2 separate regions of the Homo sapiens genome follow, and region 1 is linked to region 2. A link is an interaction called in ENCODE POLR2A ChIA-PET data of the cell type or tissue named here. Cell type or tissue: HepG2. All regions are shown on one strand. Links, peaks and the distances in the headings refer to the core of each region. The heading gives the core; the rest is flanking DNA. Region 1 has its middle 16 kb from the start of TXNDC2. Region 2 overlaps RAB31 (RAB31, member RAS oncogene family).

Region 1 (10,285 bases), core at 3,534-7,533, 66 kb before region 2:
ATTACTTCTATATCTGCCTATCAGTATCTATATTAAGCCAAACATGAGTTCATACCGATGTCCTCAAGTCTAATTCAGTACCACGTGGCTCCTTTCAGCCTTTCTCTCTTGCTTGTCTGTAACCTTCTACTCCAAAAGTGACTTGGTTCCCATCATCCACCAACCATTTACCTATTTGCCCAATCCCAATATGCATGTAGAATGGTTTCAGGATAGTTAACCTGTACCTCCACGGTTAGCAACTTTATCAACTGGAGCACAGTGCTTGTACATATAGTTCCTTTTATCTTTAGTTTTATAGTTTCCCGCATTTCCAAAGTTACTTAACATCAGCATTTCTTTCTCCTGACACCTTCAGTGAAGTTATATCACACATTTGTAATATAGTTAAAGTCATGCACCACATAATGGCATTTGGTCAGTGATGGACTGCACATACAACAGTGGTCCCATAAGATTATAACAGAACTGAAAAATTCCTATTAGCTAGTGGCATCATGGCTGCCCTAATGTCATGGCAAAATTATTTTTAAAATAAATTTAGTGTAGACTAAAGGTACAGTGTTTATAAAGTACACAATAATGTACAGGCATGTCTCAGGCTTTTACATTCACCGCTCACTCACTGACTCACCCAGAGCAACTTCCTATGTACAGAAAGTGCCCTATGAAGATGTACCATTTTAACTTTTTTTGTTTTTGAGATGGAGTTTCGCTCTTGGCATCCAGGCTGGAGTGCAACGGCACGATCTCGGCTCACTGCAACCTTCACCTCCCAGGTTCAAGTGATTCTTCTGCCTCAGCCTCCCAAGTAGCTGGGATTACAGGCACCCACCGTCACACCCAGCTATTTTTGTATTTTTAGTAGAGACGGAGTTTTACCATGTTGGCCAGGCTGGTCTTGAACTCCTGACCTCAGGTGATCTGCCAGCCTCTGCCTCCCAAAGTGCTGGGATTACAGGCGTGAGCCACCACGCCCGGCCATTTCAATCTTTTATAGCATATTTTTACTGCATCTTTTCTATGTTTAGGTATGGATTAGGCACACAAATACCATCAAGTTATAATTGCCTACAGTATTCAGTATGGTAACATGCTCTAGGGGTTTATAGCCTAGGAGCAATAGGCTGTACTATCTACGTTTGTTTAATTTCACTCTATGATGTTCACACTATGATGAAACCACCTAATGACACATTTTTCAGAATGTATCCCTGTCATTAAGTGATGCATGACTGTATATTCTTTTTTGTTTTCTTTTTTTGAGACAGGGTCTCACTTTGTTGCCCAGTCTGGAGTGCAGTGGTGTGAACACAGGCTCACTGTAGCCTCAACCTCCCAAGCTCAAGCAATCCTGCCACCTCAGTCCCCCAAGTAGCTGGGACTACAGTTGTGCACCACAATGCCTGGCTAATTGTTGTATTTTTTTTGTAGAGACAGGGTATCGCTATGCTACCCAGGCTATGACTGTATATTCTTTTGTCACAATCTTCATTTCATCCTAGAACCCTGTTCTGTCGGTCGTTTTTTTCAAATTTGCATATATTATTTTGTGCTGTGGAGTCCTTTGGGTTTTGACAAATGGATGGGTTTTTTTTTGTTTGTTTGTTTTTTGTTTTTTGTGGGTTTTTTTTTTTTTTGACGGAATTTCACTCCTGTTGCCCAGGCTGGAGTACAATGTCACTATCTTGGCTCACTCTAACCTCCGCCTCCTGGGTTCAAGTGATTCTCCTGCCTCAGCCTCTTGAGCAGCTGGGATTACAGGCATCTGCCACCACGCCCAGCTAATTTTTTGTATTTTTAGTAGAGATGGGGTTTCACCATGTTGGCCAGGTTGGTCTCAAACTCCTGACCTCGTGATCCGCCCACCTTGGCCTCCCAAAGTGCTGGGATTACAGGCATGAGCCACTGCTCCCAGCCAATAGATGGTATTATTAACCACCACTACAGTACCATACAGAATAGTTTCATAGCCCTAAAAAAATATGTGCTTCACCTAGTCAGCCCTCATCCTTCTGCAAACCCACAGCAACCACTGATTTGCTCATTGTCTCTATAGTTTTGTCTTTCCAGAATGTCACAAAATGGAATAATATAGTATGCAACCTTCTCAGACTGACTTCTTTCTCTTAGCAATACGCATTTATGGCATTCCCATGTTGTTTTGTTTATTGTTTATTTCATCACTGAATAAAAAATTATAAACTTTAGTTAAACTCTGAAAAGCAGATCCTAAGACAAAAATTTGAGTGCAAGTAGTTTATTTGGGAGATAATCCCAGGAGACACTGGAGGGGGAGTTGGAAGGTGATCAAGTCAGTTGCCACTGTGTACAACTGAAGCTCACACCAAAGGCAAGCTGGGAGGGAGTAATGCCAACTCTCTAGACTTCATTGGAACATTTTGTCTAGGGGCAGTAAGCCTGGCACCTCTGCTTGCCCTAGGCACAGGCCCTGCATGTCCCCACAACCACCCTGAAAGCATCACAGGTGTTTGCAGTGAGCAGTCATCTGAGAATAGAGGCCAGTGCTAAGAAATTGTGCTTGGAGAGGGTACCTGCAATGTCTATTACAAGAGGTGAGCAGTATTAGCAGAAGAAAGATTTCTCTTCTAGATTCCACTCTAAAGAGTCTGAAAATCTAACTGAGGATCCATGGGTACCCTGCCAAGATAGAGCTGTGAGCAGTGGTCCTACTCTGACCACTTCTGACTTTCTAGTGTAATGTTTAAAGCTCTTTGGTGTAAGTATTTACTGAAAAATTCCATGTGGAGCTGCTTCGGTAAGATTCAGGGTAGGTGTAAGTTTGTTGATGTTTTAATACAAATATGCCACTAAAAATATTTATCAAATGCACCATAGTTCATGGTGTAAAGACGTTGCTGTCTGCTTGCTGTTCTTTGAATCTACCAACGCCCACCTTCTAAAGAAGCCAGACAAGTGAGCAGACTACTATAGGCTACATCTGCCTTCAGAACGAATGGAGCCACAGTGGGGTGGAGCAGGTAGAAAGAAGCAAAGCAGCAGGCCCCCAGTAATCATCTTTTAGTGTATTGTAGCTTCGACGTTCAGACAATGTTTAGATGTTCAGACAGATGGTCAATACCTTCCTTCCTGGGAAGGGTCCAAGCTCATTCTCACCGTAAGCAAATGTGGCATTCAGTGGGCCCTTAATGCATGAATGAATAAAGGCATGGATGGATTACAGCTTGTATAATGGAAAACAGTTGAAGAAGGTTTATACTAAAACACTTAATTTAAAAAATATTTTTGCTGAAATGATCTTTATGAACATCTGGCAGACCACCATCTCCACCTTAGCCTCTGAGTAAAGAAAAAGGAGAATCACTATATATTGTATGTATCAAAACATCACTATGTACCCCATAAATCTGTGCAATTATTATGCGTTAATTTTAAGAAATAAAGGAAATTGGAGAGAGGTGAAAGACACTATTCCCATGTTTCCAATACATCCAAAGTTTAAAATCATAATATTGAAAAACAAATGTTTAAACCAAAAAAAGGGTAAAATGTCACAGATTAACACAGTCCCGTCAGCACCATGCATTTCATGAAATGATGTTATATGGTACAAATCTCTCTTTCCCAGTCCAAATATAGGCTTCTTGAGGGTAAGATATGCCTTGGTATCTGCAGTCTTTACAGCGCAGTGTGGAATAACCCAGACACTCAATGAAAACTTGCACGATAGGATCAAAGTGCCCATATCTTGTGAGTTTCTCTTTTTTGACTCACGAAGGTCATCACAATTAACTTCCTGGTCTCCTGCTACAACACTGAGTGTAGAGAAGAAAAATGACATTTTAATACTAGACTCATGATGTTTAGTGCAAAAAATGCACTGTCTCTGGTGAACACGATTTGACCCTAACTTATAGGCTAACCTGCTGCCCCCAATTCTATGGTGACTCTGATTCCTCCTGGGGAGATCCAGGAAAGCCTCCTAAAATTGCTTCCCAGCCTCCGACGCAGGGTGGTATATTGCCAGGCAGAGAGGAGCAAAGATGGATGGCCTTCCAGTTAGGAGAAAGCAACCAGGGTGTGATGTGGGCAGGAGCAGGGACCCTGGGCAGCGATGGGGCCAGGATGGAGGCTGGGCTAAATGAAAGGGGCATTTCACCACAGGTTACAGAGTTGCAATTTTACTTAATTTGCAATAAGAGACTCACAGAAAGTTTTCAGGAAATGATACGATTTGCTGTGTACCTACATCACTCACTGCTAGCATATTCTATGCTAGCTCTGAGAGCCAAAGATAACAATCAAAGAGATCTACTGAGAAACTATCACTATAATCAAGATAGAACATATCAAAAGCCTATGCTAGGACAGTGGAAAGAAGGAAAAAAGGTTTGAGAAACTCAGAAATAGAATTTCCATGGTTTGGTCAGTGCTTGAAAGGAGCTGAAACTGGCTCTCAAATTTGAAGCCTGAGCCTCTGAGAGAATGAATGCAGCGCAGGAATGGCATTGTTAACAAGGTGCAACACTATTTGCATGCAAGAGGGGACTTCAGTACACCCATTCCGCAGCTGGAAATCAAGCTCTGATCTCTGGAAAGCAGTCAGGCTAGACAACAGTGTAGAAGCCAGACACCCAGAGGCAATAGTTGAAGCCATAAAGTTGGATGAAATCAGAAGGAAGGTGTACTGAGGAGAAATAGGAACACACGTTTGCAGGAAGTACCTGCATTTAAGCTCTAAGAAGAGCCAGCAAAGGAAAATGAAAAGGGCAGTAAAAGAAGTGCAGAAACCACAGAACCAGCTTCTGGGCTGGAGAAGGAGGGTCCAGGAGGGAGAGAGGGGCCCACAGCTTCACCTGCCCTCTGAGAGTGGAGAGTGGAAAGAGGGGATAGGCTTTGAAAGTGCAGAGCTGGGGGAGGGACTGAATTCAGGCGAGCAGTGACTAGATGATCAAGTGAGTACATCATGATTCTCATTTAAGAATTTCTTTAGTGAGAAGGGAAGAGAGGGTGGCTTGGAGGAGGAAAAAAAGACAGCTGATCAAAACTAGAGAAGATTTATGCATATAGGTAGGTTGATGGGAGGGGTAAAACAGTGCATGGGTGATTTTAAGATGAAAATAAAAACAAATAAGCAAAAAGCTTGGGGCGTGCCTTAGCAATGAGAGAAAAAGCACGCACACATCCAGAGAGAAGTGAAGTGAAGGAGAACCGAGAAAGCTGCCACCTATGGTCTGCCAGGCCCACCTGGGGACACCAGTTTGGGCACTGGGTTCTCAGAAGCTAATTCAGGGCATCGGGCCCTACAAAGTCAAGATGGCTGGACCTTGATGCATGAGTCATTTCAAAAAAGCCGGTTAAGAACTTCACTGAGGGTTGAGTAATGGTTTCAACATCAAGGTCAGGGACACAGAAAAGATAAATGAAGCTGCCCAAACGGTAGGGTCAAGGAGAGTCACCCCAGCAGTTTTGGATCAGACCTTCCCATCAAAGCAGCAAGTCTCCTTTAATTGGGTGATTCAGCATTTCCAGCCTGAGCTGGTTAACCCTTAACTCCCCTGTCAAAACTTCCTCTTGAGATGCAACAATGGGTTTTGGAATAGGACATAGGACGGACCTCCGCATGAATGCACTTGCCCTCCTTATGTCCCTTAAGCTCTCCATGCTCCTTCTGTAAAAGGAGAACAATTTCACATCTATCTCAGATTTGTTTTGCGGATAAAATGAGATACAGTTTGAAAGTAGCTCCTGGGAAATTTTCATTAATCATGGATCTCCTTTTCTTCATTCTTTTATTATGTGCAGCACTTATAATGAGAGGAAAGAAAGGAGAAAACAGTAGTAGCTGATCTTTGACTTTTGTCTCTCTTGATCAGAAAGTCTTGGGTAATTTACTTAACCTTCTGTGTCTGGGTTTCCTCACTTGTAAAGTGGAGATAATAGTGTCTGCCTCATAAAGGCTGTTGTAAAGATAAAAAGAGATAATATGATGTAAAGCCCCTAGAACTGTGTCTGGCACATAGCAAGCCCCTGTATTCATGTTGGCTGTTACTGTTTTTGAGCGCTTGCTTGGTGCCAGGGCCATAACAATTCTTCTGTAGCATAAACCCCATGGCTCCACTTGGGAGGCACCATGAGTGTGTCACCTTCCATGTGAATAGCATTCCCAAGAGCTGCCTGGGGCTCCCCGTGTGAAAGCCTCATCACACACACCCTCTCACTCGGTCCTCAGGACACACCTGAGGGTAAATACCACACGCTGACAATACTTTATACTCTGGGGGCAGATGTTTTCAGAACTCAGAACTTTGGATTTTACAAAGTAACATAGTATATCTATCACAGAACATTCCAGCAGTCAGCGGGAGGATCCTATCATGAAACACAGTAGTATTTCTGCAGCTAGATATACAAATACTCACTCCTGGTTGGATAAATAACTATTATAAAGAGCATCACGTCAGTTCAGGTTTGGTCCTGCTGCCAAATGAGTCCATGTCAAACTCAGGAAAAAAAAAATCTGTTTACAAAGCTTTTGGATTCTAGAAGTGTGTATGTGTGTGCATATGAATTACTACCTGCATTTTGCATATGAGGAAACTGAGGCTTAGAGGGACCAATCTGCCAACGGTCTCACTGCCAGCAGATTACAGAGCTGGGAGTCAGACATGAGTGGTCTGACTCCAGATGTCTTAATCTGCACACTGCATTGCCTCCCAATAAAAGAAAAAGGAACAGAACAAAAAAGAATACAGCAACTAAAAACCACAATGAGATAACATCTCACGCCAGTCAGAATGGTGGTTATTCAAAAGTCAGGAAACAATAGATGCTGGCGAGGCTGTGGAGAAATAGGAATGCTTTTACACTGTTGGCGAGAGTGTAAATTAGTTCAACCATTGTGGAAGACAGTGGGACGATTCCTCAAGGATCTAGAACCAGAAATACCATTTGACTCAGCAATCCCATTGCTGAGTATATACCAAAAGGATTATAAATCATTCTACTATAAAGACACACCCACACACCTATGTTTATTGCAGCACTATTTACAATAGCAAAGACTTGGAACCAACCCAAATGCGGCCGGGCGCGGTGGCCCACGCCTGTAATCCCAGCACTTTGGGAGGCCGAGGTGGGCGGATCAGGAAGTCAGGAGATCGAGACAATCCTGGCTAGCGCAGTGAAACCCCGTCTCTACTAAAAATGCAAAAAAAATTAGCCAGGCATGGGGGTGGGTGCCTGTAGTCCCAGCTGCTTGGGAGGCTGAGGCAGGAGAATGGTGTGAGCCCGGGAGGCGGAGCTTGCAGTGAGCTGAGATCGTGCCACTGCACTCCAGCCTGGGCGACAGAGCGAGACTCTGTCTAAAAAAAAAAAAAAGAAAAAAGAAAATGTGGCACATACACACCATGGACTACTATGCAGCCATAAAAAAGAATGAGTTCATGTCCTTTTCAGGGACGTGGATGAAGCTGGAAGCCGTCATTCTCAGCAAACTAACACAGGAACAGAAAATCAAACACTGCATGTTCTCACTCATGAGTGGAAGTTGAACGATGAGAACACATAGACCAGGGAGGGGTACAACACACACTGGGGCCTGTTTTGTGGGGTGGGGGGAAAGGGGAGGGTCAGCATTAGGACAAATACCTAGTGAATGCGAGGCTTAAAACCTAGATGATGGGTTGATAGATGCAGCAAACCACCATGGCACATGTACACCTATGTAACAAACCTGCACATCCTGCACATGTGTCCTGGAACTTAAAGTATAAAAAAAAAAAAAAAAAGAAAGAAAGAAAAGAAAAGAAAAAAAAAGAACGTAGCAACTAAGAGGACAGGGAAAAAGAATGCTTCTCAGCTTCAGGGCAAAGGCTGAAGCCTAGGACATCATCATAGCCACTCAGTTCCCTGTCCTAAGTGTCTTGCAAACAATGATTTCACTTCACGTTGACATTAACCCTGTGATGTGGATACTATTCCCATTTTATAAGAGGTAACTGAGGTTCAGAGAAACCAAGTAACTTGCTCAGAATCATTTGATGAGTAAGGGGTGGGGCTGACTCCCCAGTCCCTGGTTCCTACCCATGTGGTCAGAGTGCCTCCTCCAGTCACGCTGCCCTGTCTGTAGTTGAATGAACTCCTCATTCTTGCCATTCTCAGTTGTCTTGTCTTTTCCCTTCTCTTCGTTCTCTCCTTTGTAAGCTTGGTAATTGCAGAAATCTCATGGAGCATGAAAAACTAGTTCACCAGCTGACTCATAGTAGCACTCAATAAACACTTGTTGGAATGATGGACGGATGGACAATTTTACAAAGATAGGTGATAAGGTGCTTACCCAGGAACTCATGAATTTTCTGTCCTCCAATACACCCTCCCCCATTGCCAGATGTGTAGAAGGTTAGACCAGAATGATCCCACATCCCAGTATGCTCAGAACTACCCTTTACTCTTGCTGTCCCAGCAGCCCTTTCACTCTCTAAAGTGCCCCAGACTAGGGGAAGAGTCTGGAACTAAACAGAAGATTCAGGAACCTAAAAGGGCAAGCCTGGGTGAAGTTGCTGTAAAGACATACTCCACCCACCACCCTCCTCCCACTGGCTGCAGCAAGAAAAGCACCGGAGAGGCCCAGGCAGCTGACACTCAAGACGCCATCTAGGTAAGGCCCTGGAAGGCAGGCCCAGCCCCAGCTCTCCAAAAGGGATCCAGTCCCAGCTCTCCACCACCTCCTGGAACGGGGCCCATCTCTAGCTCTCCACCACCTCCTGGAAGGGGGCCCATCTCCAGTTCTCCACCACCTCCTGGAAAGGGATCCAGCCCCAGCTCTTCACCACCTCCTGGAAGGGAGCCCATCTCCAGCTCTCCACCACCTCCTGGAAGGTGACCCGTCTCCAGTTCTCCACCACCTCCTGGAAGGTGACCCATCTCCAGTTCTCCACCACCTCCTGGAAGGTGACCCGTCTCCAGTTCTCCACCACCTCCTGAAGGTGACCCGTCTCCAGTTCTCCACCACCTCCTGGAAGGGGACCCATCTCCAGCCCTCTGCCACCTCCTGGAAGGAGACCTACATCTCCAGCTGATATGGTTTGGCTGATATGATATGATTTGGCCCCACCCAAATCTCCTCTTGAATCGTAACTTCCACAATTCCCATGTGTCATGGGAGGAACCCAGTGGGACCTGACTGAATTATGGGGGCGGATCTTTCCTGTGTTGCTCTCATGATGCTGAGTGGGTCTCATAAGATCTGATGGTTTTAAAATGGGAGTTTCTTTGCACAAGCTGTCTCTCTGCCATCCACGTAAGATGTGACTTGCTCCTTGCCTTCCACCATGATTGTGAGGCCTCCCCAGCCATGTGGAACTGTAAGTCCTTTAAATCTCTTTCTTTTGTAAATTGCCTAGTCTTGGATATGTCTTTATCAGCAGCATGAAAATGGACTAATACAAAGAATTGGTACCAGGAGTGGGGTGCTGCTGAAAAGGTACCCAAAAATGTGGAAGCGACTTTGGAACTGGGTAATAGCAGAGATTGGAACAGCTTGGAGGGCTCAGAAGAGGAAGGGAAAATGTGGGAAAGTTTGGAACTTCCTAGAGACTTGTTGAACGGCTTTGCCCAAAATGCTGATAGCAATATGGACAATAAAGTCCAGGCGGAGGTGGTCTTAGATGGAGATGGGGAACTTGTTGGCAACTGGAGCAAAGGTGACTCTTGTTATGTTTTAGCAAAGAGACTGGCAGCATTTTGCCCTTGCCCTAGAGATTTCTGGAATTTTCAACTTGAGAGAGATGATTTAGGGTACCTGGCGGAAGAAATTTCTAAGCAGAGAAGCATTCAAGAGGTGACTTGGGTGCTGTTAAAGGCATTTGGTTTTATAAGGGAAGCAGAGCATAAAAGTTTAGAAAATTTGCAGTCTGGCAATGTGATAGAAAAGAAAATCCCATTTTCTGAGGAGAAATCCAAGCTGGCTGCAGAAATTTGCATAAGTAATGTGGAGCCAAATGTTCACACTCCCACCCAGTATCTCCCAGGTACTCTAAATGGGGTATGGAAGTGAACCTAGGGAGCCAAGTGTGTAACATGGGGGGACAGAGAGACCACTGTGGACCCTGTGACCAGAGGTGACAGTGGGCATGGGGCTATCACCAGAGACCAGGCTGGATGAGTCAGACCTTCACAGAAGGCAAGAGGTGCCAATGAGGGGCAGCAATTAGATACATCCCCTCCCTGTGGGTGCAATAAGCCCTCCAGAAGCTTCAACACATCCTTCTTTCCCATTCACTTATCCTGGAAGAAAGGGCGG
Region 2 (10,285 bases), core at 4,284-8,283:
CTTTGATTTGACAATTCCACCTCTTAAGGGAATAATCAGAGATGGTTACAAAGTAACCAGAATTCCTTTGAAAATTATCAATGATGCTGAAAAACTGTAAGCAATCTCAATGTCTAACAATTAAAGAATGGACACATAAATTTTGGCTTAGCCATATGATGGAATATCCAGCAGCAATTAGACTTAGGTGTTTGTAAAATATTAAATGGCACATGAGGCAAGACAGCCTAGTGTGGTATTTTCCTGAGGGTCTTCTGCAGAACACCAGGCCACGTGGAGGTGGCCAGGAAAAAAGGTTTCCTGGCCAAATAAGTTTGAGAAACACCACATGCTTCCCTGGAGGTTTACAAAGCATAATTAGTGCATTAAAGGCTCTGAAAATTTTCTACAGTAAAGAAACCTATTTATTTTGGTTTTAGTTCAGAATTCCCATTCATTTTTAAAATCTTTTTTTCAAGTAGTATTTATTAACATCTAGGGACCTCGCGTGATCAAGAATCACCTTTGGGGAAGTGAAGAGAACTGGACTCAAAGAGAGTCCTGAGGCTTGGCTTGGCTCTATCCTACTTTTCTTATTTTGTGAAACTGGTGCAGTGGGTGGGGTCAGACACAAAGCTGAGGTTTTTCCAGCTCTGTGACAACCCTCCAGAGCTCACGGCCAAGGTAAAAACAGGCTCAGGATGGAGGCTCTCGCCTTCCGTGTAGTGTGCACTACACTTGTTTTCCCATCCTGTACTGCCTTATGTGCTCGCACACCCACGCGTGCGCGCGCACACACACACACACACCCCTCAGCAGCACAGTGGAAAGTCTTATTCCAGGAAATCTCCTAATCCTTTAGAACACCTACTCTGCCTCAGGCAACATTCCTTAAATGCAGGTTTGTGGCATCGTAAATTCTACAGCAGCAAAATCCTGCAAGTTGGGAATGAGCAGTGGTGGAAAATACATGAAGTTTCCCAACAAGCACAGCTCCAGCTGGGCTCTGCCTCCCAGATGAGAATTATCCAAGCCAGAATGCTCTGGCATCAGGTCCAGGAACTCGGAGTGATGGGCTTTGTATTATGATTTCCAGAGGACGCTCTGTCCCTGTTGAGTCGCTCAGGCTCGGCCTGGGCGCCTATGCTGCTCTGTGGCAGGTCAGGTGCAAGGCCACCATAAGGGAGCGTCAAGGGCAGATGCCAAAAAGAGCCCAAGGTCCACTGGGATTCAAACAAAGAGAGAAGGGGTAGAAGAAAATTCCTGAAATTCTCAACATTCTCAGCTGGCAAAAGTTGAATGGAAAAACACATTACTGAATGTTCTTTCTGTGCCATTCAGAAGAATGCTTCCGACTTTTACATAGACCCTCTCTCTCCACAGAAAAGCAGAGGCCTAGTTAATATGCCTACTCAGATGTCCTAAAACCCGAGTGTATGCAGAGTTGAATGAAACGGGACTGGGAGACAATACATCGAACTGTTAAGATGTTCTCTCTGAATAACGGCAGTACAGACAAACCACCACTTGCTTTGCTGTTTCTGAATTATTCAAAAAACCTTTCTATTATATCATAATACATTACTTCTGCAATGACAGGGGGTGTCTTTTTCTTTTTTTCCCTTTCTTTCATTTTTCTTTGAATGTGTTGTTAGAGCCAAAAAGCTTTCTCAGCATTCAGGGATCCAAGGGTTGAAGCAACAGTACCAGGAGGAAGCTGGGTTTTAGAAGAGACCTGATGAGCACCTGACTCCTTTCTGACAAATGTGCTGCAAGCCTCATTTAGCAGAAAATGACACAACACAAATCCAAACATCTTTCCACAAAAACGATGTTGGGAGGAAGGCATGGATTACTTTTATTGATTGACTGGGACAGGGTCTCGCTCTGTCGTCCAGGATGGAGTACAGTGGTGCCACCACGGCTCACTGCAGCCTCAACCTCCTGGGCTCAAGTAATCCTCTCATCTCAGCCTCCCAGGTACCTGGGACTACAGGTGTGTGCCACCATATCCGGTTAAGTTTTTTTTTAAGTTTTTATAGAGACAAGTTCACGCTATGTTGCCCAGGCTGGTTTGAAACTCCGAGGCTCAAGTGATCTTTTTGCCTTGGCCTCCCAAAGTGCTGGAATTAAAGGCATGAGCCACTGCACCCCGCTGGATTAGTGTTTTTTTAAAAGACAATGTAATGAACTGGAATATTCCAATCCCTAGAATAATGTATAAAAAATAAATCAATGATTTAAGATGCTGTAGAAATGCATTTTTTCCCACCCATGAAATCGTCCAAGGGCAGTGAACGTCAGCTCATGTACCTGCATGTTGGCAAACAAGTGGAATTTCCTAAAACTCCAGAACTATGCCCCACCCCACTCCTAGGTATGTCTATTCGCATCATACACAGCCACCGTGATATGCATTTGCGGGGAAAGCCAGGATGGCCATGACGATCACAGAAAGTTAGTCTCATCTTGCCCTCTCTCCGCTCTGCCCAGGCTGGTTTGGTCTCTCCCATCCTTAGCCTCAAGGTCACAGTAAGCGTACCATGTTCAAGACAAGAGCCCACTGTGTGGGACAGTATCTTCGCTGCACAGCCCTGAGGAGGCCTCCGAACATGCCCCATCACACCAGATGCACTCAAAAACATACGGTGTCATTTACCCCCATGTGCCTAGAGCCCTAGACTCTGCACTTTGCTGTGTGCCAACCCAGGCTAGCCAGCACGGCCTTCAGACCCAGCCCCAGCTCTCACGCAGCCGCACCTCCCTCCTGTCCGAGCAAAGTTCGTCTTGCCTTGACTGGACGTCCAAAGTTTCCACAAGAGCCTTCAGATATCCAGTGAGCTCCAAACTGGCCACACAGCCACCAGAGAGATCCTGTTTTGAAGTGCTGGATTATGATATTTATTTACACTGACCACAGAATGTATTTATTTTTAACTTTCACTGTGGAAATTTTCAAGCATATCCACAAGAAGAGAGACTAGAATAATGGACTTCCATCTTCTCATCCCCTGACTTCAAGATCACCACTAACACATGGACCACTGGCTTCCTTTCTACCTCGTCTCACCTCCCGCTCCATTCCTACCCCCTGGAGTCTTTTGAAGCAAATACTTGACATCATCTTATGTTAACTGAACATCAGAGTGATTGATTTCTTCCTATATAAATCCAATTGTTTCACTTCCCTGTTCAGAATCCTTCAAACTTAGTATAAAAGCCAAGCTCCATTCTGTGGCATCTTGGGTGGGACCTGGTCCCTTCTTGGGCCCGCCCTGGTCCCTTCTTGGGCCCCTCCCCTGCTTGTCTCCAGCCCCGGCCTTCTCGCTGCTCCCTAAACACAGAGGCAGGCCCACCGAGCCTCCGCACCTTCCCTGACGCCTTCTAGCAGCCTGGACCCTCCTCCACCAGCATCCTCAAGGCCCCTCCCTCACTTCTGTCACACCTTTAATCAACTGCCACCCTCCCTGAGAACCCTTCCCTGAATCCCTATCTGGACCATAGCAAGGACTCGACAAATATTTAATGACTGAATGCATGTAATAAAAGTCAATAACCCTGTGAAACCAGGGAGAGAAGACAGAGTTGTTCCTGTTATTCAGATGAGAAAACTGAGGCTCAGCATGGTTAAGTGAATTGCCCAAAGACACACAGCTCTTCTTTTTTTTTTTTGAGACGGAGTCTCTCTGTGTTGCCCAGGCTGGAGTGCACTGGCGCCATCTCGGCTCACTGCAAGCTCCGCCTCCCGGGTTCACGCCATTCTCCTGCCTCAGCCTCCCGAGTAGCTGGGACTACAGATGCCTGCCACCACACCTGGCTACTTTTTTTGTATTTTTTTAGTAGAGACGGGGTTTCGCCATGTTAGCCAGGATGGTCCCGATCTCCTGACCTCGTGATCCGCCCGCCTCGGCCTCCCAAAGTGCTGGGATTACAGGCGTGAGCCACTGCGCCCAGTCGACACACAGCTCTTAAATGGTGGAAAAGACTTTGAACACAGGTCTTGACTCCAAATTCCATGCATTTTCCATTCCTGTGTTGCTTCTCTGAAATGAAACGTTGCTTCAGTTGATATAATTAAGACACAGGTTTACATCAAATGTATTCATTCATTCAACAAACAGTATCTCACTGTTTGAACGCTCAGTATGTGGCAGGCACTGTTCTGAGCAGCAGAGAAACTGGAGTGTGGTGGGCAGAATAGTGTCCCCCAAAGAGGTCCATGTCCTAATCCCCATCACCTGTGACTATGTTAGGTTACATGGGAGGTGGAATAGGGCTCATCAGCTGACCTTCATATGAGGACATTATCTTGCATTCCTTGGGTGGGCCCAGTGTCCTCACAAGGCTCCTCAACAGTGAAAGAGAGAGGCAGGGGAGTGGGAGAGAGATTTAAAATGCTACTCTGCTGGCTCTGAAGACAAAGGAAGGGGCTACAAGCCAAGGAATGCGAGTGGTCTCTGAAAAAGGCAAGGAAACAAGATTCTGCCCTTGTACCTCCAGGAAGGATTAAGGTCTGCAGATATTTTAATCTTATTCCAGTGATACTTATTTCTTTTTTTTTTTTTAATCTTTTTATGTTTTTGTTTTTGTTTTGAGACAAGGTCTCATTCTGTTGCCCAGGCTGGAGTGCAGTGGTGCAATCTCGGCTCACTGCAGCCTCAACCTCCTGGGCTCAAGTGGTCCTCCTGTCTCGGTCTCCTGAGTAGCTGGGACTACAGCTGCATGTCACCACACCTGGCTAATTTTTTAAAAACTTTTTGTAGAGATGGGAGTCTCATTATATTGCCCAGGCTGGTCTTGAACTCCTGGGCTCAAGTGATCCTCCCATCTCAGCCTCCAAGTATCTGGGACCACAGGCATGAGACCCATTTCTGACTTCTGACCTTCATAGCTCTAAGGGAGTCTATCTGTGTTGTTTTAAGCCACTGAGCGTGTGGCAATCTGTTACAGCAACAACTGGAAACAAAAAAAGAAAGTGAAGAAGGTAACAAGGTCCCTGCCCTCAAAAAGCCTCCTCTTTTTTTTGGAGTGAGGGGGAGTCTGGCACCTTCCACCGGGCCACTCTGGATGCAGAGGTCTTCCTACCACAGGTCCGTGCTCACTGCAGCCCAGCTGCCTCTGTTAGGACAGGCTGTCAGCGCCTCAGGAACAGGTTCTTCTGTTACCAAACAAAGTCTATTTGCTAATTTCCTATTCAAGAGTGACACTCATAGGCTTTATAGGGCTTTTCTACTGTATTTTAGCCAGACGTAGGAAATTAGCTCCATAAAAGAAAAGAAGAGGACAGAAGGGAAAGGGAGTGGAAGGGAGGAGAGGAAACAAAACTAGTTGAAGTGCTTCTTAGATTCTCGGCAAATCCACCTCCAGACCCCCTGAAACTCCTGTCTCAGCGGCTCTGTGTTTTGGCCCCACGTCCTCTGAGAGTTGGCAGAATGGAAACTTGGCCTCCACCCAAGAGGCACAGACAGTGCCTCATAATTAGAAGCTACTCAGGGCATCCCAGACTAAAACACACATCAGCAAAATGTCATTGCCTGACCTGGGAAGGTGTTCATCTAGCGCAGTCACTGTACCTCCCAGAGCAGCCTGTCCCCACCAAGGAGGGGGCATATGGAAGAAGGGGACACGCACTGGAGAGCAAAGGGCAACAGCAGGGTCTCCAGTGACAAAAGAACCCCCGAGGGGCAAGAGCAGGGCAGAAGCCCGTGTGTAAGCAGAAGAAGCCTGTCCACGCAGCTCTGAGGCTTTCCCCTCTGGCCGCCTCTGTGTTCCCACGGCCCAGGCCACATCCCTCACTGCCAGCATGGCCACCTCCCGGGCTCAGGGCAGAGCTGTTTACAGTGTTTCCCTAAGAACTCCCGAAAGGTATCTTCGTATATGAACATGTCCTTCCTCCTTCTCTCCTGTCGCTGGCATTCTGACACCCAGGAGGGCTGTTCTGCACCTAGATTCCTATTTTCTTACAGGACACAACCCCCGCAAATGGCACGACAGTTCTGGGGGCCACGTCTGTGGACCGAGGCAGTCCCTGCTCCACCTGCACAGCTGCCGTCAGGGTCCCCTCATGCCCCTCTCCAATACCTCTGCTCACACTTTGCTTTTGTAGTTTCCAGCACCAATTTTCAAATATCAATGAAACTCTTCAGCTGTAAAGTGCTTAATGAAGGATTCCTGGGGCTTCTCCTTAAAGGAGCTCAGCAGGCATGGCCCTCACCACAGCTGTTTATCTCACTTCAACAGCATAAACCCTATCTTCAAGCTCCAGGCCTGCCTCCTCCCCACACAATCATCACTCAGTTTTCTCTTTCAAGAGAGTTACTAGGGGCATGGAGGAAGGGAATATTTCCCTTGCCGGGATCTCAGTTTGCATTGGTAGAAAGCACAGTCATCCCAGCCTGGACAGTATAGTGAGACCTTGTCTCTGAACAAAAAACAAACAAAAAATATTAGCCAGGCATAGTGGCTGGTGCCTATAGTCCCAGCTACTCGGGAGGTTAAGGCAGGAGGATTGCTTGAGTCCAGGAGGTCAAGGCTGCAGTGAGCTATGATTGCACCACTGCATTCCAGCCTGGGTGACACAGCAAGACCCTGCCTAAAAAAAAAAAAAAGAAAGGAAAAAGAGAAGAAAAGAAAGCACAGTGCTCTTGTGAAAGGGTGGGAGGAGAGCAAAAACTCGCATGTACTCTATCCTCTCCCATGAGGAGGAATGCCTACAAAAACGTTCTATCGTGGGCTGGTGGGGATGGTGCAGGTCAGGAGCAGGATTCCGGGCTGTGCTGCTGGCTGGTGTTGCCAGCTGGGACTGTATTTCCAATGCCTGCAGGAGAAAGAAAGGAGCTGCTCATTCTGAGCTTGTAAGAGGCTCCATTCTTCAAGAACTTCCAAAGGTCAAAATTTCCTCTGACTTTACTAATGGCCTATGAATAGTGAACCACTTTTTTGACCATAGATGTTGGGGCCCTGAAGAAAGCAGGAAAGACAGCAAAAGAGTTTCTTTGGATGTCTGTAAAGCCTGAATTTGACCTCAGCTATCTGCTGCCTCCAGTTCCTTTGCTTTCTCAAGGACCCATTCAGACCCAGCGATTCCGCACAGCTTTGTGCCAGTGCATCCCAGCCCTCTGGGCACATGATCTCCAAACACCTAATCTTTCAAACCATGCAGACTGGCAGTCACTTGCAAAATTAATCTGAAGGAGGTGAACAAGCGGTATGGCTGAACAGCCTGGGGTGGCCAGATCTCCTGACTGCATGCATTAAACCGTGGGCTCCTGGAGGATGTCAGTGTGGATCCCTCTTATAGGCATGCACCACCACACCCAGGTAGTTTCTTATTTTTTGTAGAGACAGGGTCTCACTATGTTGCCCAGGCTTATCTTGAACTCCTGGGCTCAAGCTATCCTTCCACCTTGGCCTCCCAAAGTACTGGGATTAAAGGTATGATTCACTGTGCCTGACCTAACTCTTTATTCAAAATTTTTTCTCTGAGGTCAGCATTTCTAACCTACATGTAAATTCCAAAGAGTTGAAAGACAGCTGGCAACTTGCTTATCATTGATAATTTACAGGTTTAAGGAGCAGGTAACCCCAAAGTCATCTACAAAGTCAACATAATCCTGACCAAAATCCCAGTTGGATTCTTTTGATAAATATTTACAAGCTGATCCTAAAATTCATTTGGAAATGCAACATACACAGAATAGCTAAAACAATCTTGAAAAAGAACGAAGTTGGAGAACTCACATTTTCCAATTTGAAAGCTTACTACAAAGCTACAGTAATCAAGACAATGTGGTATTGGCATAAGGAGAAAAAATGTATATCAAAGGAATAGAACTCAGAGTCCAGAATCAGAGCCTCAAATTTATGGTCAGGTGATTTTCAGTAAAGATGCCAAGACAATCGGGCAAAGAATAGTCTTTTCAATAAACTGTGTTGGGACAACTGGACAGCTGCCTGCAAGGAATGAAGCTGGATCCTGTCTTTACAACATGGACAGAAATTAACTCCAAATGCATCACAGGGATAAAAGTGAGAGCTAAGACTATAAAACTCTCAGAAGAAAATGCAGGAGTAAACCTTTACGACCTTAGGTTAGGCAAAGACAAGTGTTGGTGAGTATATGGAGAAACTAAAGCCTTACACACTGCTAGTTTTCCACTTTGGAAAACAGTTTGGCAGTTCCTCTAAATGCTAGTCATAGAGTTACCATATGACCCAACAATTTCACTTCTAGATACATACCTAAGAGATTTTTAAAAACATGCATCTGGCCGGGCACGGTGGCTTACACCTGTAATCCCAACACTTTGGGAGGCCGAGGCCGGTGGATCACCTGAGGTCAGGAGTTTGAGACATCTGGCCAACATGGTAAAACCCTGTCTCTACTAAAAATACAAAAAATCAGCCGGGCATGGTGGCAGCTGGCTGTAATCCCAGCTACTGGGGAGGTTGAGGCAGGAGAATCGCTTGAAAGCAGGAGGCAGAGGATGCAGTGAGCCAAGATCATGCCACTGTACTCCAGCCTAGGCGACAGAGAAGACTCCATCTCAAAAAAAAAAAAAAAATCTACACAAAGAATTGTACATGAATGTTCACAGCTATTCATAATAGCCAAAAAGTTGGGGGAAAGTGGATATCCATCAACTGATGAGTGGCTAAACAAAATGTGGTCTATCCAGACAATGGAATATTATTCTGCCATAAAAAGGAAATACTTTTATGACCCACACCACAAGGTGAACCTTGATAATCTTATCCTAAGTGAAAGGATCCAGTCACAAAGAACCACAGGTTGTATGATTCCATTTGTGTGAAATGTCCAGATTAGGCAAATCTAGAGACAGAAAGTATCCCAGGGCTGGGGGATGTAGAGGGGGAACTGGGAGTGACTGCTAATTCATAAGCGTTTCTTTCTGGACTGATAAAAATGCTCTAAAATGGATTGTGCTGATGGTTGAACAATTCGGAACACATCAGAACCCACCAAGGTGCGTACTTTAGATGGATAAATTGTATGGTACGTGAATCGGATCTCAGTAAAGCTGTTTTTAAATAAAAAAAAAGGGGGGCTGGTCATACTCCACATACTGATAGTCAACACAGAAACAAATGTGGACAAAAGCAATTTTCAGTGAATGTGATTTCTAACTGCTAAAGCTCCAGAGTGGGTTATCCAGAAAAGATGAAAGTTGGCTCATCTGCTTCCAAGGCCAACAGAGAATGAGGACAGAAAGCTCAGAGACAGAAGCTTGAGTGGGTCTAGAACAGGTAAGAAGGGGGTCAGGGAAAGAACTCCCTGCCAAGGAAAAAGTACAGAGAATTCCACCACTGCCGCTTCACTGGGCTCTTTTTAGAAACCATTTTCCAACATGGGGAGGGGCCGTCTGAGCCAAGAGGAAGGAATAAATATATCTTCAGAGCCATGGAAAGTCAAACATTAGCTCTACAGCTTCAGGTTTTTTAATGGGAAATTTGTGTTGGAACGTCATGAACTGTGTAAAAGTATAGCACGGTGGAAAAAAATGGAAGGGAGATGGCTGAAGAAAGTTTCAGGTTGGAAGAAGTTGGTCCTCCATGGTATATAGAGCAAGAGAACCCAGGAGGGGCCGCTGGCAGATGAAAGTATTATCCCCAGCTCTTCACCTCTTCATGAACGCATGCCTTATTTATGACAATGTTGCTTTTCAGCTCCTCTCGCTAAAAGCCACTCTATGTGTTGACTCTAGGCTCCCGCAGGGAGCTGGGCAGGTAAATTACCTTCTGTCGGCTATGGACCGCTCTAGGCATGGCTCCTGTGTACATCCTTGCAAAGGTGCCTGCTGACCTGCTACTCTGTACTGTTCACAGCTTGGTGTGAAGCAGAAACCAGCACAATAACCCATTCCAAGAGGACAGGATAAAAACTTCCCAAAGGCCACACTGATGGTACAACAGAGGGAGCCCAATGGCACTCTTCCCCTCTTCATAGTCCTTGGTGGTACAACACACCATGCACAAATCTTACTAATGTCAAGCTTCCAACAAATGGGATTCAACTGGGAAATGGTTAAATTTTTCAAAAAACATTTTTGTTAATAGATGCACCCTATGAATTACCATATCACCACTGAATGAATGAGATAGGATGCCCATGACACACAGTTGGATTAAAAAAGCAAAAGCAACATTCAGACAGTATCAAGAATGAATAGGCTGGGCACGGTGGCGCACCTGTAGTCCCAGCTACTCTGGAGGCTGAGGCGGGAGAATCGCTTGAGCCCAGGAATTTGAGACTACAATGAGCTATGATCATGCCATGGCACTCCAG

The links. Peaks named below come from ENCODE experiments on the same cell type or tissue, not always from the same donor. Only the 100,000 strongest peaks of a DNase experiment are listed, where the experiment ranks them.
Region 1: POLR2A ChIA-PET joins it to region 2 with 17 read pairs; 6 of 35 experiments call an interaction of 5 or more read pairs at or near these places.

Annotation. Positions count from the first base shown.
Region 1 is chr18:9,865,153-9,875,437 of GRCh38, reverse strand. No RefSeq gene overlaps it. Among named protein-coding and RNA genes, the nearest start is that of TXNDC2, 16 kb to the left of the region's middle. RefSeq lists an enhancer at 5,252-5,411 and a cis regulatory region at 5,118-5,720. In HepG2, for the core only: no CTCF peak of the experiment used is centred there; a DNase peak (open chromatin) is centred at 5,397.
Region 2 is chr18:9,799,543-9,809,827 of GRCh38, reverse strand. All of the region lies in intron 3 of RAB31 (RAB31, member RAS oncogene family), which reads right to left. Among named protein-coding and RNA genes, the nearest start is that of TXNDC2, 81 kb to the left of the region's middle. RefSeq lists an enhancer at 264-914. In HepG2, for the core only: no CTCF peak of the experiment used is centred there; a DNase peak (open chromatin) is centred at 6,427; H3K4me3 peaks cover 1,318 bases.